Regions from separate parts of the Homo sapiens genome. Here region 2 is linked to region 1. Evidence: chromatin loops called from intact Hi-C (ENCODE). Cell type or tissue: dorsolateral prefrontal cortex. All regions are shown on one strand. Each heading gives the region's core, and the rest is flanking DNA. Links, peaks and the distances in the headings are about the cores only. Region 1 has its middle 35 kb from the start of ANKRD28. Region 2 overlaps GALNT15 (polypeptide N-acetylgalactosaminyltransferase 15).

The links. A loop is a pair of places that touch in the nucleus more often than their neighbours do. Peaks named below come from ENCODE experiments on the same cell type or tissue, not always from the same donor. Only the 100,000 strongest peaks of a DNase experiment are listed, where the experiment ranks them.
Region 2: it touches region 1 in a loop (3-fold over the local background); 7 of 110 quality-filtered maps call a loop at or near these places.

The regions. Positions count from the first base shown.
Region 1 is chr3:15,829,013-15,837,332 of GRCh38, forward strand. It overlaps a transcript of ANKRD28 not described here. Among named protein-coding and RNA genes, the nearest start is that of ANKRD28, 35 kb to the left of the region's middle. In dorsolateral prefrontal cortex, for the core only: no CTCF peak of the experiment used is centred there; no DNase peak of the experiment used is centred there.
Region 2 is chr3:16,177,506-16,185,825 of GRCh38, forward strand. All of the region lies in intron 1 of GALNT15 (polypeptide N-acetylgalactosaminyltransferase 15), which reads left to right. Among named protein-coding and RNA genes, the nearest start is that of GALNT15, 7.0 kb to the left of the region's middle. In dorsolateral prefrontal cortex, for the core only: no CTCF peak of the experiment used is centred there; no DNase peak of the experiment used is centred there; H3K27ac peaks cover 533 bases.

The sequences.
Region 1 (8,320 bases), core at 2,302-4,801:
TGCAGGACCAATATTAGAAGGCTGTTTTTAAAATTTTTGGTCTTAAGACCTCTTCACATTTTTAAATTATTGAAGAGCCCAAAAAGTTTTGCTTATGAGGATTATTTCTACTGATGTCTACTGTATTCAAAATCAAAACTACCGAATTGCTTAAAAGTATTATTTTTAATTTATTTACTAATATATCCACTACATACCAATATAAATAACTTTATTAAAATAATTATTTTTTTAAAAAATTAAGTAGCACTGTTCATGTCTGGCTTAACAGAAAATAGGTGGAATCTCACAGCTGCTTTTGCATTCAATTTGCTGCAATAAGTTATCATGGTTCAAGTATATGAAGAAAATCTATACTCATGGTAGCATATTTTTAGATACTTGTGGACAATCTTTGATATTACATCAAAGCTTGACAAGTGATATCTCTTAGAAGTTAACTATAATGTGAATTATGAAGCCATATGAATGAGCTTTTAGTACTTTTTTCACATTAAAATCCATTGGTCTAACTGAACTTTGAATGGATCTTTTTTAACCCATGTGTCATTTTACAATATCATATATCAGTAATTTGGAAAATGCTGGTTCACTGGTTTACGAAGGTCTTCAATTACTGACACGTTTCATGATATACAATATCAAAAGTCATATTTATTAATATTACTACCAAAGCCACCACAAAACATCTTTAAGCTCTGTAAAGGTAGCAAGCTCAAGGTGGCCGATACAGATTTACTCAAATTCTAATTTTGCTTGGAAGCTCAAATTTCATCATCTGTAACAAATATTGACAGTGGCTTTCCTTGAAGTGACAAGTTCACTTTGTTCCTTTTCAAGGAATATTTTCAATAAAAGGTTTGCCAAAGAGCCAAATCTGAATAACCATAATGTTAGTTGTTTTTTCAAGTAAAAAGGTATTCTATTAAAAAAAAAAAAAAGTCTAGTCCAGCTAGCAACTCAATCACATAAGCATTTTTCCTGTGCAGCATATACTCATTTTATCATACAGACACCCCAGGGTGAAGTGTAATGTAAGTAATTTATACTTAAAAACAATCTTAAGGGAAATAGGCTTTTCCCTCCCCTTAACTGTAAGCAAGGCAGTGAAAAACACAGTCTGGTGCCACTAACTTGATTCCTAATACATCAGCAGTAAGTACTATTACTTTTGTACCATTAATGCGAATGTCGAAGTAAAAAACGCATATAACATTTTATTATTATGATAACAGTTTTGACTTTAGGGACTCCCAGGGGTTCATGGACCACACTATGAGAAGTCTCTTAGACCAGGGTCCCTAACCCCTGGACTGAGGACTGCTAGCCATTCATGGCCTGTCAGAAACTGGGCTGGATAGCAGGAGGTGAGCAGCGGGCAAGCAAGCATTACCACCTCAACTCTGACTCCTGTCAGAGTAGCGCAGCATTAGATTCTCATAGGACTGCCAATCCTATTTTGAATTGCACATCTGAGGGATCTAGGTTATGTGCTTTTTACAACACTCTAACTAATGCCTGATGATCTGAGGTGGAACAGTTTCATCTCAAAACCATCCCACCCCCCACCGCACCCCCATCCACGGAAAAATTGTCTTCCACGAAACTGGTCCCTGGTGCCAAAAACACTGGGGACTGCTGCAGTAATGGATTAATTTTGGCCAAAGAAAGGTTTGGCCCTTGCTCAGCTCCTAGGAGGTAACTGCTAACCCCTTGGAATGTCCTGCTTGATAAAGAGTCGTTGTTTACCTGGGGGCTTTGGTCCATGACAGATAGTCTAACAATATGATTCTTGGTGGGACCTTTAAGTCACGGAGTATCAGCTTGACCTCTGGAGGGGATGGAGACTAACATCAGCCACAGGTGTGGTCAACCATACCTATGTGACTGACTTCTCAATAAAAACTCTGGACAGCAAACCTCACGTGGGTGGCCTTGGTTGGCAATACTCCTTGCGTGTCACCATATATTGTTGCTGGGAAAAGTAAGCACTGTCTGCACAACCCCATTAGGAGAGGACATCTGGAAGTTCACGCCTGAAACTCTCCTGGACCTCTGTCCTATGCACCTTTACCCACTGTTGGTTTTAATCCGTATTCTTTTGATGTAATAAACCATACCATTAATTTAACTGCTTTGCTGAGTTCTGTGAGTCTTTCTAAGCAAATTATCAAATCTGAGAGTGCACAATCTCCCACAAACTAAACAAGCTGGTCAAGATCAAACTCCTGAGTATATATAACAAAAGCCAATCCCCACCTACATGTTTCTCTACACAAGACACTGTTTTGCCCAAGACCAAAAACTATTGTGCATATGTGCACAGATCCAAATTGCACTGCCAAACTCCACATAACTACCAGCCCCTTCTCCAAGCAGCTTGTTTTAGAGCAGGGATTCTCACCAAATGATTCTTTGTTATAGAGGAACGTCCTGTCCACAGTAGGATGTTTAGCAGCATCCCTGGCCTCTGTCCAATAGGTGCCAATAGTATCCTTCCCTCCTTCCCAGTGGTAACAACAAAAAATGTCTCCAGACACTGTCAAATTCCCCTGAGGAGAAAAATCGCTCTCCCCTCAATATTGAAAATCACTGTTTCAGGAAACTCACCTAGGTAGTCTGACCTTGCCTTATCTTTTACAAAAAAAGGGAATAAATTCACTTTTAGCTCTACCTTCCTGCCTTTCCTAATGTTAATTATTTGATGATGGAAAGCAATTGCACATTCTGAGTTCTACCTTCAAAAAATATCTGGATAGAAGTGGTGAACTAAAAACTCTTCCTTCTGGGGAACTCAGTCAGATTACCAATTTCAAGAGAAGGAGAAGCCTCTAACAATGATCTTTAAATAAGGATACATATATATTTTCTGTATCTTATGCACACCACAGAGGGAAGATAGACTAGTTTTCTTCAACCTTGGGAGTATACATCAAAATAACCCCCAGTAGTTTTTAAAAATATAGGTGCCAGGGTCCTATCTCAGACACACTTAATCAGAATTCATTATTTATCCAGCAATTGAGTGTCCACTATATGCCAAAGCATTGTTACAGGTGCTGGAGACACAGCAGTAAATAAAAGACATCGTATTTGCCCTTGAAGAACTCACATTCCAGTAGAGTGAGACATTTCATAAACATATAGACAAATAAGATCACTTCAGATAGTGCTACAGGGAAATAAATAGAATAAAGGAAGAAATTTCTCTGCATTCTCAGCAATATCTGCAGAAATACATTCAAAGTTAAATGTGGTAAGTGAAAATATTATTTTGCATTTTATTATTTAGAAAGCCTGTGACATAATTACATACCTACATTTAAAATTCCTTATGTGTAGGGGTGCTGAGCAAAAGTGTCTCTCCCTACTCTTTGGGAATCTTTAAGCTCAAGATTAGGTAAATTCCCTCCCAGTTTCAATTCTAATTTCCATCAGTTCAATGAAAACATTATGCTAAATTTTAAAAATAAATTTAGGGGATACACTGCAGATTTCTTACATGCACTTACTGCATTGTGATGAAGTGCGCTTTTAGTGTAGAGATCACCTAAATAGTGAACACTGTATCCAACAGGTGATTTTTCAACCCTTGCCCACCTCCCACCTTTTGTAGTTTCTAATATCTGTTATCCCCTTGGTATGTCCCATATACCCTTGTTTAGCTCCCATTTAGAAGTGAGAACATGCAGTATTTGACTATGTTTCCAAGTTATTTCACGGAGGATAATGGGCTCCAATTCCATCCATGTTTGCTGCAAAAGACATGATTTCATTCTTTATACATATACACCACATTTTCTTTATCCAATCTTCTGTTGATGGATATTTAGGCTGATTCCACGTATATGCTACGGTGAATAGCGCTGCAATAAACATACCAGTGTAGATACCTTTTTGACATGATTTCTTTCCCTTAGGGTATATTCACAGTAGTGGGACTGCAGAATCAAATGGTATCACTATTTTTAGTTCTTTGAGAAATCTCCATACTATTTTCCATAAGGATTTTACTAACTTACATTCCCACCAATAGTGTATAGTGTATAAGCATTCCCTTTTCTTCACACCTGTGATGGTTAAAACTGAGTGTCAACTTGATTGGATTGAAGGATGCAAAGTATTGATCCAGGGTGTGTCTGTGAGGGTGCTGCCAAAGGAGATTAACATTTAAGTCAGTGGGCTGGGAAAGGCGGATCTACCCTTAATCTGAGTAGGCACCATCTAATCAGCTGTCAGCACAGCTGGAATATGAAGTAGGCAGAAAAACGTGAAAAGACTAGACTGGTGTAGCCTCCCATCCTACATCTTTCTCCTGTGCTGGATACTTCCTGCCCTCAAGCATTGGACTCCAAGTTATTCAGTTTTGGGGCTCGGACTGGCTATCCTTGCTCCTCAGCTGGCAGATGCCCTACTGTGGGACCTTGTGATCATGTGAGTTAATACTTAAACTCCCCTTCATATATATATAATATATAAAAATATACTACATATTATGTACTATATATATATAAAATATATACATTATTTTTTATATATATAATGTGTGTGTGTATATATATATCTCCTATTAGTTCTGTCCCTCTAGAGAACCCTAATACAGCACCCTTGGCAACATCTGTTGTTTTTTTGACCTTTTAATAGTAACTAACCATTCTGACTCATATAAGATGGTTTTAACCCATTTATGCTGGAAGCTGCAATTATGAGTGAAAAATCAGAACTTGGCAATGACCTTGAGCAGTAGGATATAAATAACTCCCACATGCTTAGTGTTCCAATAATGGAACACTAGGCATAAGTGGATTAATTTGTATTTCTTTTATGACTAATGATGTTGAGGATTTTTTCATGTTTTTTGGCCACTTGTATGTCTTCTTTTGGAAAATGTCTGTTTGTGTTATTTGCCCATTTTTTAATGTTTGTTTTTTTCTTAAGTTCCTTGTAGATTCTGGATATTAGCCTTTTGTCAGATGCAGTTTTCACATTTTGCACATATTTTTTCCCCTTTCTGTAGGTTGTATGTTTACTCTGTTCACTGTTTCTTTTACTGTGTGAAAGCTTTTTTAAAATTGTCTCATTTGTGTATTTTTGTTTTTGAGGACTTGGTTATAAATTATTTGCCTAGACCAATGTCCAGAATTTTTCTCAGGTTTTCTTCAGTATTTTTATAGTTTCAGGTCTTATGTTTAGCTCTTTAATCCATCTTGAGTTAATCTTTGTATATGGTGAGAGGCATGGGTCCAGTTTCATTCTTCTACATATAGCTATCCAATTTTCCCAGACCCATTTACTGAATCGAGTGTCCTTTCCCCAGTGTATATTCTTGTTGATGATTAGCTGGTTGTAGGTATGTGGCTTTATTTCTGGGTTCCCTATTTTGTTCCAGTAATATATATATCTATTTTTATGCCAGTACCATGTTGTGTTGGTTACTATAGTCTTGCAGTATATTTTGAAGTCAGATAATGTGATGCCTCCACGTGCTCTTGAACATGGGAGAGTTTAATGATTTTATTAACAAGAATAAAAAGAGCTCCTGAAGAAGTCAATCAAAGGGGAAAAAATCCACTGAAAAGCTAATCATCATAAGGATTGTTTACAACAGAATCTGGCAAGACTGGAGAAGGGGACATTTTTCTCCTTTCATTTCATACTTCTATGAAAAACTGGTAGCAAAACCCAGGAATATAAAAATTTTCTGCTCTTCAGTTTTTTCTAAGAAGCAAAAACAAAGCTATTTATACATTTATAGAAAGGATATTTCTATGGTTAAAAATACTAAAGTTGTGGGTACCAAATATATTTTTTAAAAGTAAAGATCAAACACTTCCCTGTTATGTCACAAGTAATAAAAAGAACTGCTGATAATACCCAACCTTCCTTTAAGAATTAAAAACAGGGGTGGGCAAATCACTTGAGGCCAGAAGTCCGAGACTAGCCTGGCCAACACGGCAAAATGCTCTCTCTACTAAAAATACAAAAATTAGCCATGTGTGTTGGCGCACACCTGTAATTCCAGCTACTCGGGAGGCTGAGGCATGAGAATCTCTTTAACTTGGGAGATGGAGGTTGCAGTGAGCTGAGATCGCACCACTGCACTCCAGCCTGGGCAAAAGAGCAAGACTCTGTATCAAAAAAAAGAAAAAAGAAAAAGAAAGAGAGAATTAAAAACAAAGGTCAGATGCCAGAGGATGTTTTATCTAATTTTTCAATACACACCTCATTCCATATACACAAACAGTAAGCAATCTGTTCATCCTATAATAGTGGCTTTGCAAATCTCACAGAATGCTATCATGGTTCCCATTCTACAAACTATATCGCATTCTGCCACAAATAGGCAAATATTTTATGCCTACAAGAAAACAGCTATTTGGATATAAATAGCTTTTAATTGCCTGAAACAATAGAGAAGGAGGAATCAACAACAACAACAAAAAAAGGTAGATTCACGTTCCTCTTACAGCCTGTGGCTTGTTGCTGCCATCTCTAAACAAACATTTAGAACTCATCTTTGAAAAGTCCTTTCCTCACATCTGAGGACAGAACTCTGTATAAAAGTTTCCAATGGTTGCCCCCACAGCTATAAGAATAAGGTTCAAGTCTCATAGCTTAGTAAGATACTTAGAAATTGACGTCTACATAACTTCTCTCCCAGCCTCATCTTGTGCCATCCCTTCGCAATCCTTAGTCAACTAATACCACACTTAAGATCATGAGGAATATGATCCCCAATTGAGAAGATGGGAGTAAACTGGCTAACTCTAAAATGTATTATTCAGGGGATATAGATGAAAGACAGATACTAAAGGAAGTTCTCCAGGACCAAAGTGACACTAGACAGTAATGAATCCACAGGAAGAAATAAAGAGCACTGGTAATGGTAATTACAGGTAAAGGAAAAATGACAGTATAAAAGGCTGTATAAATATAACTTCTACTTTTTTCTTCTCTTAAGAGGTAACTGCATAGAACAACTATAAAACTGTATTGTCAAGTTTATCCCATATAAACATATGAAAATGAAGCACAAAAATGGGAGTGAATTATATTGAAAAAAAGAGATGACACTAGATGGTGACTCAAATCCACAATAAAAAAGAATACTGAAAGTGGTAAATATATACATTAATATAAAAGACTATAAATGTTTTTCTCTTTCTTCTTTAAAAGATAAACTCTATACAAAGCAATAATTAAAACATTACTGTTGGGTTTATTACATAAATTAACATAATATATATGACAACAGTAAAAGAGACGAGAGAAAATAGTTATACCGGAGGACTATTACTATGTAACAATCATTATTAATCTGAGGTAGACTGTGATGGAACAAACGCTAAAAATATAATTTTTAAAAATCAAATAAAAAATAGAAAATAGAAAAGGTGATAAAAGAGGAACATAAAAGACATGAGATGTATAGAAAACAAATAGCAACTGAGATACAAATCCAACCATTTCAAAAGTAATATTAAATATAAAAGGATTAAACACTCCATTAAAAAGAGAGATTGTTGGATTGGATTTAAAAAGCAATACCTAATTGTATGCTGTCTACCTAACACTTTAGATTCAAAGACACAAGCAGGCTGAAACGATGGAAAAACATATACCACACAAAGAATACCCATAAGAGAGCTGAAGGAGTTATATTTGTACCTGACAAAACAGACTTTAAGTCAAAAAAAGTTACTGGAGACAAAGAGGAACATTTTTTTAACATTAATAGTATTAATTCAACAGGAAGATAAACATAAACATATGGAGCTAACAGGCCAGGCGTGGTGGCTCACGCCTGTAATCCCAGCTCACACCTGTAATAACAGGCCGAGGCGGGCAGATCACAAGGTCAGGAGATCACAAGGCCAGGAGATCGACACCATCCTGGCTAACACGGTGAAACCCAGGCTCTACTAAAAATACAAAAAATTAGCCGGGCATGGTGGCGGGCGCCTGTAGTCCTTGCTACTTGGGAGGCTGAGGCAGGAGAATGGCCCGAACCCAGGAGGCAGAGCTTGCAGTGAGCCGAGGTCGCACCACTGCACTCCAGCCTGGGCAACAGAGCAAGACTCCGTCTCAAAAAAAAAAAAAAAACCATAAAAACCATACGGAGCTAACAAAACAGTCCCAAAATAGGGAAATCAAAAAAATGACAGAAATGAAGGGGCAACAGGCAATTTAACAATAATGATTAGAGACTTCTATGTTCCACCCTAACAATAAATAAACAAGAAAGCAGGGAATTAGCAATGAAGATCTGAACAACACTATAAATTTGACCTAACTGACATCTATAGAAGACTCTGCCCAA
Region 2 (8,320 bases), core at 3,832-6,331, 350 kb after region 1:
CATGCAGGTACTGCGTTATGTGGTGCCTATATGCTTGGTGCATGTTACTTTGTGTATGTGATATGATATGCACAGCTATGCATTGTGCAATGTGTCATCTTGTGTGCATGTGTGTTAATGTGCATGTATTATGTGCATGGTTCATATATGTATTGTGTATTGGGGTGATGCCACATGCATTGTTCATCTGGGTGTGTGTTGCAGTTTGCTATTTGTTTTGCATATGTTCACGTGGTGCATGTGTGCACAGGTATTGTGTTGTAACTGTGTTTCTTGTGTATGATGTGCTTCTGTGGTGCATTGTGCTATAAATGCATTGTGTGAATGGGATATGCATATATGTACAAGTGTGTTGTGTTTATTATGCATGTGGTATAAAGTGCATGGATATGTTGTATGTGGCACAAGTGCAGGTAAATTTTGTGGTGTGTGTGCTGTGCACGTATTTGTGTGTGCTGTGTGTGTAGTGTGCATGGGTGTAATACGTGTGTATTGCGTATCTTGTGCATGTGGTGTGATGTGCACATGTACTGTGCATGTACTGTGCCTGTGTGTGCTGTAGTGTTTGTTTTACATGTTTTGTGGTACATGTGTGCGTATGTATTCTTTGTGTGTTGCATGTATGTTATACATGTGAGGTGTGAGTGATACATGTGTATATGTGCAGGCATGTTGTGTATGTTATGCATGTAGTGTGATGTTCATGAGTGTGTGATGTGCACTGTGAGTTGCGTGGTGCAAGTGTGGGTACATTTTGTGCTGTGTGTGTTTGATGTGCACGTGTGCGTTTATGTGTGTGTGCAACACTTCAGTGGTTGCTTCTTCCAGCCAGAGTAACCAACTCGTCTTGACTTGCCTGAGACTTCCCAGATTTTAGCACTGAAGGTCCCAGGCAGTCGGGAGGAAACTCCTCAACCCCTGCGAAGGGAGACGATTGGATTCTCCAATCCCCAGCTTGCCAGGGTTCTCACGGAACGGCCGCCAGCTTTGTGCGGAGGTGCTCAGCGCCCTCTGCTGGCCCCGGCTGGTGCGTGCGGCCTGCGCAGCCCAGGCCTTGGCTGCAGACTCCCCTCTCCAGTCTGCGGTTCAAGCTCTGGCGCCTTCCCTTAACTGGATTCCTCGCCTGCATGCACAAGAGAGTCCCTGCAAAGCAAGGCAAACGATCTCCACCCTCCCCCCAGGGTGACAGGACTCTTCGGCTCCTACCCCTTTAAATCTGGGCCACAATACAACACAGAAGAGAAACAGGCATATATTAAGTGCCTGCAGTATGCGGGCCCTGCACCGCTGCTTTCCCACCAGGACCAGCAGAGCGCTAGGACATCAGGAGCCTGTGCCTCGGGCTGTAGCGCACCCCGTGCTATCGCCAGCCACACATCCCCTTGCAATTCCATCCTTGACTCCTAAGCCAGACAAGCCCCTCTGGCCCAGTTCCTACACCCAAATGCCCAAACTAGCTCTGCCTGTTGTCCTTTCCCCCCTGCCCAGGCCACAGGCCTTTTTCTGAGTACCTTTAGAGTCATTTCTGGAGGTCAGTTTGAATAGGTGGCATTTGAGGAAAATTACCAATGATGCAAGAGCAAAAAAGAAAAATATCAGTGGAAAAGAGGTCAAAAGACAGTCTCTGAAAAGAGAGGCAAAATTACAGTGAACATTTATTGAGCACTTACTATGTGCTAGAGGCTCTGCTAAGTGGTTTTTGTTTTCAACTCTTCATAGAAAACCTCTAAGGTAGGTTTCATTTCATGGATGAGGAAACTGAGGCACAGAAAGATGGAGGGACTGGTGCCAGGTTATCTGACCAGGTGAGTCTGACACCAAAGTCATACTCTTAACCACCACACTACACTTTGCCAGTCTGCCACTCTCCAGACCAGAGATTGGGCAAGTCACATGGGCTGGAAGTGTTTTCATCTTAAAATGGGGAGAACTCACACGGGTCCATGGGGAGACAGTTGCGGAAATGCTTATCACAGCATCCTTGATGGTGCTGAGGAGCTGGAAGCCACCAGGATGTCTTGTCACAGGGCAGGAGGAGCTGGGTGCACCCTATGAGATACTCAGCCTGAGTTAGAAGCAACAGACTCTGGGTACATTCAACAATGAAGGGAGACCCTAAAAATCCCCTGCTGAGTGAAAAAGTAAGGCACAGAAAGCGGCCTACAGCACTGTATCATTAGGGGAAATGTAAATCCATGCAAACTAACCAATCCATTCTTTACAGGAACAGAACAAACTCAATGAAATGGTTGTGCTGTGGGAAAGGGAGGGTCCTCGGGGCAGAGGTGGGGATAAAACTGAATGAATACTGAGGCAAAATAGAGAAGAGCCCATGATGGAACCGCAAACAGGAACGGGATTAACTCAGCCCTTCAAAGCTGCTGTCAAAGAAGGGGCGGGAGGAACAAGCCCGGCCCATTTAGCCTCCTGTAGCACGGATGGTTTTCAAAGTTCTTCCAGGCCCCAGCTCTCCTTTGATCATCCTGGTATCCAGTGCAGGGGCAATGGGTTCCTAGGATCAAAGAGGCTGCTGTGTGAGCCAGTGCTTTGTAATCTACATCTACGGCTGAACTTGAGCGTGCATCCGAACAACTAGATGGCTTGTTAAAAATACAGATTCCTGGCCTCCATTCCTCCAGTTTCTGATTCAGTGGGTGTGAAGTGGGGCTCAACATTTGCATTTCTGCAAACTCCTGGTACTGCTGCTGCTGCTGCTCCCAATCCAGAGACACTTTGAGAACCTCTGCTCTAAGGCACACTCTTTATGCCGAACAGACTGGCCAGAGCAGTGCTCCTCAAACTTTAAGGTGCATGCGAATCTTCTAGGCATCCTGTTAAAATGCAGTCAAATTCAGCAGGTCAGGAGGGCAGCCTCAGATGCTCCATTTCTATCAAAGGCACTCCAAGGTGGCACCAGCACTGTTGGCCCACAGAGCACATTTTTCAACAGTGAGGAGTTACACCACGACTTCCCAAAAGTATGTGCACACCCAACCCCCCTATATTGCTTGTTAAAAAGACGTAGATGTTCAGACCCCCTCACTGGCAATGCTCCAGAGTTCTGAGTTGGAGCCCAGTAATCAGAATTTTTTTAAGCTGATGCTAGATAGTCTGGGGAACTACTGGTAGAGAAAGCGAGTGGAGAGCTGGTAGAGTTTGGGAAGTTTCCACGTAGGAAGCAATACTAGAGTCAGAAAATAGAAAAGAGAGCAGAGAGGAACAGGCTCCCTCATGGCCCCGGCAGTTTGTCCCTAAACATAAATGTCAACTCAGCGGTAGCTGGCTGTGTGCTACCTGCTTTTAACTTGCCTTTATGGTTCAGCCTGTGTTTCCCTGGTTTATGTACCCATAGCTGTGATTAAACAGTTGTGGACCTGTGGTTGAATCCTGGTACCACCTGTTACTGTGTGACCTTGTACAAGTCACTCAACCTCTCTGAGCCTCAGTTCCTCAACTGTAAAATGGGATAATAATAACACCCTTGCATAAGGTTGTAGAGAAAATGAGACACAACGTGTGATGATTTTCCTTGTGTATTAAGTCCAAACAGAAGTTGCCCTTATCATATTCTTGAGTAAATGGCCTAGGAGTAAGTTGGAGTGATGGAGAAAAATGGAGCTGTGGATATCATATTGCTGTCCTTTTTCTGACTGAAAAGTTATTTTCTGGCCCTGGAGGCTGCTAAATCATCATAAATGTGCAGGTACATTGGAATTATCTGGAAAGTCTTAAAAACTATTCATACTCATGCTCCACTTCCAAGGATTTCTATTTAGTTGGTCTGGGGTGAGGCCTGGGCACCAAGAGCTTAAAACTCCCCAGGTGGTTCTATCGTGAAGCCAGGCTGCAAGGCCCCAGGTGGTCAATGGCTCTTCACAGCTGGTGGGGAGAGCTGGGAGGGATATCTTCTGCTTTGTTCCCCACTTCCTGCCCCAGAGGCCATAATGGGCAAGGGGTCAGAGGGAAGGGCAGGGGCGGGAGAGTCGCCTTGGCTGCAGCTTTGTTGTCAAGTAGAAGATGGTGTTGCAATCCACGCGGGGTCCACTCAGTTCCCTGTGAAGACTCTGTCCTGCCAGGCCGTGATTCACCCCAAGATGACTCCCCACACCCCTTGTTGGCTGTGATAGCCTGGCCTGCAAAAGAGGAAGGAGGCAGCTGACAGGGCATCAGTAAATCCAAGAGAGCAGACATGCCCTTCGGGATGAGGGACAAGAACAGGAACAAGCTGGGCTTGAGACCTGGGGCTGGAACTTAGCTCAATTCCCCCCACAAGAGAGGGAAGACAACCCAGTATGGGCAGTGTGAGTGGTGCTTATGGGGCCTGGCTGTCCAAGTCGTGAAGGGATGCCACAAACACCAACCTTCCAGCCCTCGAGTCCACAGTGGCCGCAGCAGAGGCAGTACCTCCTCTGGACCTCCACTCTGGATCCATCACCCCGCAGTGGGGTTGCAGCGTAGACAGAGCTGACTATATAGCGCCCTTTTTTGGGTCAAATGCATTCATGGTAACAAGTGTGGTAGGGTCTTACCCTGCACTTCAGGACAAACCCAGCTGGCCTTGGGGGTTAGATTAGATGTGGTTAATCTGCACCTTGTCCTGGGGTGGGAGGAATTGATGTTATTTACTCCAGTGCCACTCACAGTGTGGTCCTCAGACCTGCAGCCTCAGAAATGCAGACCCTTCAGACCCCACTTAAACCTACTAGATGAAATCTCTACTTTAACAGGATCCCTAGGTGATTTCCATTCATGTTAAAGTTTGAGAGCCATTATGAGGCCAGTGGTTCACAGCCCCCACTCACATTAGAACCAATGAGTCGTCATGTCAAGGCTCCAAAGCAGACCAAGTAAATGTGATTCACAGGAACTCACTCTCTAAGTGATTCTAATGTGTAACCAGGCTGAGGACCACTGCTTAGGCCACTTTAGGTGACTAAGAACAGAGATGCTCAAGTCACTTAAGGTGATGGAGTTACTGCAAGTTTACACAGGAAGTAAGTAAGGAACAGGGAACTGTCCAGACAAGGTTGAAGGAGGTGGACAGGAGGGAGACCCACGATCCACAGTTCCTTTGGGGACTTGGCCTTCCTGACATCCTGCAGCAGTAGGGGCCCTAGAACCTGGCCAAGTATTCTGTACATCTGTCAGCTCACCTCCTATTGTCTTGTCACTAACAACCACTGCCCTCTACTCTAACTGTGGTCCAGGAACCAACAGCATCAGCATTACCTGGGAGCTCACCAGAAATGCAGAATCTCAGGCCCCACCCCAGACCTACTTGACCTAAGTCTACATTTAATGAGGTCCCGGATGGTTCAAGGGCATATGGACACCGGAGAGGCACTGAGCTACGTCTTGGCTTCTACCACCCCGTCTTTGGGTTACTGTCTGCTCTATGACCTGCTATCAACTGCTCACTTTTTGCATGTCTAAAGCTCACACTTCTTGAGATGGAGGATCTGGCAGGTTTCTCTGGCCGCTAGCCTGGGGAGGCTGTCCCTGTTAGGTGGAACTATGGCTCCAAGATGCTTCATAGGCCTCCGGTCAGTGTTCAGACCAGTGACTCCCAGTGTGTGCCTGTCTCTGGTTCAGAGGTAGATGCCAGGATCAGAGCAAGCCAAGGATCCCCTGAACCCCTCCAGAAGTGAGCTGTGAGAGTTTGGAGAACCTGCACAAAGAGAAGGGGATGGCATGTACCTTGTGACGTCTGTCCACTGATGGAGAATGACAGGCTGGCAGAATCAGCCTCCACTGCAGACTCCAGCCCTTTCCTCCCATCTCTCTTGTCTGCAAGCTTCTTCATCCATTCTTCTAAGGCCTCAGCTCCAGGCTGTGTCCCAGCCCTAGCAGCCTCAGGCCTGGCCTAGAAGTTGGTATGGTGTTCCCAAGATAAGTGCCACCAATTACAGGCAAGCTAGGATTTTCTTGCAATGGAGGAACTTGGCTCTGTGGGATTACTCCCCTGTTAATCTTGACAACCAACTTACACACTTCCTGAGAACAAGTTCAGTGTCTTTCTTCCTTCAGTGAACAAATAGCTATTGAACAACTATCAGAAGTAAGAAGGTAAGCAATACCCAGCCCCAACCCCAAGAAGCTTGGGGTGCACTGGGGGATGCAGACAAGCAAACAGGCTGGTACATCAGTGGGATCAGGGCTGAGATAGAGAAGCCTATCCGAGTGGGGCGCCTCCACTGATTTGATAGGAACTGGGAGTCAGTATCCCCAAAACAGCTTTAGGAAACCTGGCAGAAACCTTTCTACTCTGGCCAGGCAAGGGGAGGGAGGGAAGAGCGTCAGTACTACAGCCAGGCCATCTGGTGCAATGCTGTGACTCATTCTCTTCAGAGCCATCATCCAAATGCATTTTTCCAAGTTCACAGGGGATCCTGGAGCTGCAGGAAAAGAGGGTGTGCATCTGTATGTAAACACAAGACACCAGACTCCTCTGATCTTGGAGTGTGAAGATATAAAGCTAGCCTGCAGAACAGCTCTCTTAGGCTAAGATTATCCCTTTCAATCCAGGACACACCCCTGGGCTGGAGAAAGGTATCAACATCCCTGTGTTGGCTAATTAGGGATTAAGCCCAGGTTGATTTGAGTCCAAAGCCCTTGGTTGTTCCTGTCCCGCTGCTCCCACTCAAAGGATGAACAAAGGAGGTCAGGGGTGGGGTTTTGGACACTTGAGTGACACATACAAACCGAGATAGTAAAATATTCACCGGATATTTCGTTGAAGCAGAGAAGTTAGCCTCATTATTTAACAATAAAAACATACATTTCTTCCTGGATCCTCTGCATAAGTCCCTAGTCACTTGGGGCCTTGCTTTATGATGTTCAAGAGCCTTTGCCATGCTCTGCCTCATTGGTTGGCTCAGCAATGCTATGAATGTCTTTCCTTCAGTTCCTGGTACATGCCAGCCCTTTCCCACCTCTGGGCCTTAGCAGAGGCTGTGACACCTGCCAGGCATGTCATTCATTCCCCACCTGCACTCTCTCTCTGGGCTGTGTCCTACCCACCCTTCAGGTCTTGGCTTTGATTTCACGTCCCTACATCCAGAACGTCTCACTACAGCTGCTGAATAATGATTTGGTTATGTTTAATAGGACATAAACTCCATGCTATTAGGGGCTATCTTAGTTTAGGTTTCCCCTAAAGAAGATCCTGAAAGAAGGCTTCATTTTGCCGGTTATCCCAAGAAGCACGGGTAGGGGCTCAGGAAAGCGGAGCAGAGATGCCTGAGAGAGGCATGTGTTCAAGGCAGCTACCTCTGTGGGCAGCTGGAGCTCAGCCCTTGGAGACAGTGTAGAACATGCATGCATCTCAGCGCTTCCTACCCTCTGCCCTTAGGGGTGAGGGTGCTGGGTGTTTAATAAACCAACTCTTTTCAATCACTGGCTGAGCACAGCTCACTGGGGTGGGGTAGGGGTTAATTTTCCAGCTCTTCAGGGATGCTCTGACTGGGGAAATCACACTGGTCAGCCAGAGAAAGCCCTAGGGCCATTAGAAGTTGGGCCGTCCTGTATCATAATGAGATGGCCCAAGAGGATATGGGCAGGGGCACCACAGATTGTGGTCAGGCATCATGTCTATTTCATTCATCTTTCAGTCCTAACACATAATAGGCTGTCAATAAATATCTGTTAAATGACTTGATAGAGAGATGGAAGGTGAAGATTAAAGAGAAAATCAGAATGAAGATAGGCAGTCCTGTCTAGAGCCTCCTCAATGAATAAATATCCTGTTTCCTTACTCTGAGCTTCCTGGCAGCCACACTGAAAAATAAAAAAAGACGATATTCTTATTTGTATTCTTCATGAGGAGGAAGCACACTGTTGCTCAGATGAAGGAAAGTATTTTGTGGCACTTATATCTGCAAGGACTTTTCTTCCAAAGCATCAAAGTGGAGATAACAAGTGACAGGGGGACAACATCCTCAATAAGTTCCCTCGGTAATGGAGAGCAGGTTTCCTAAAAGTGATTCTTGCATTGTTCCCTGATGAAAGCTGAGAGCACGATGACAAGCACGACTCCCTGTAAGCACATTTGTAAGGCAGCCAAGACTGAGGGGTCAAGTAAGTTGCCTTTTGAAGACCTTAAGGAATCAGCGTAGACAGTGCAGAATGTGTGGAGGAACTGATGGATCGCATGTTTTTCAAATAACCTTCCATCATTGTCCCTTTATGACTCTGAATCCAGAACATTCTGCTCGCACTGTAGTCCAAGATGGTGATAGACAGACAGATAGATAGATAGATAGATAGATAGATAGATAGATAGATAGATGATAGATTATAGCAATATACTATCAGCTATTTG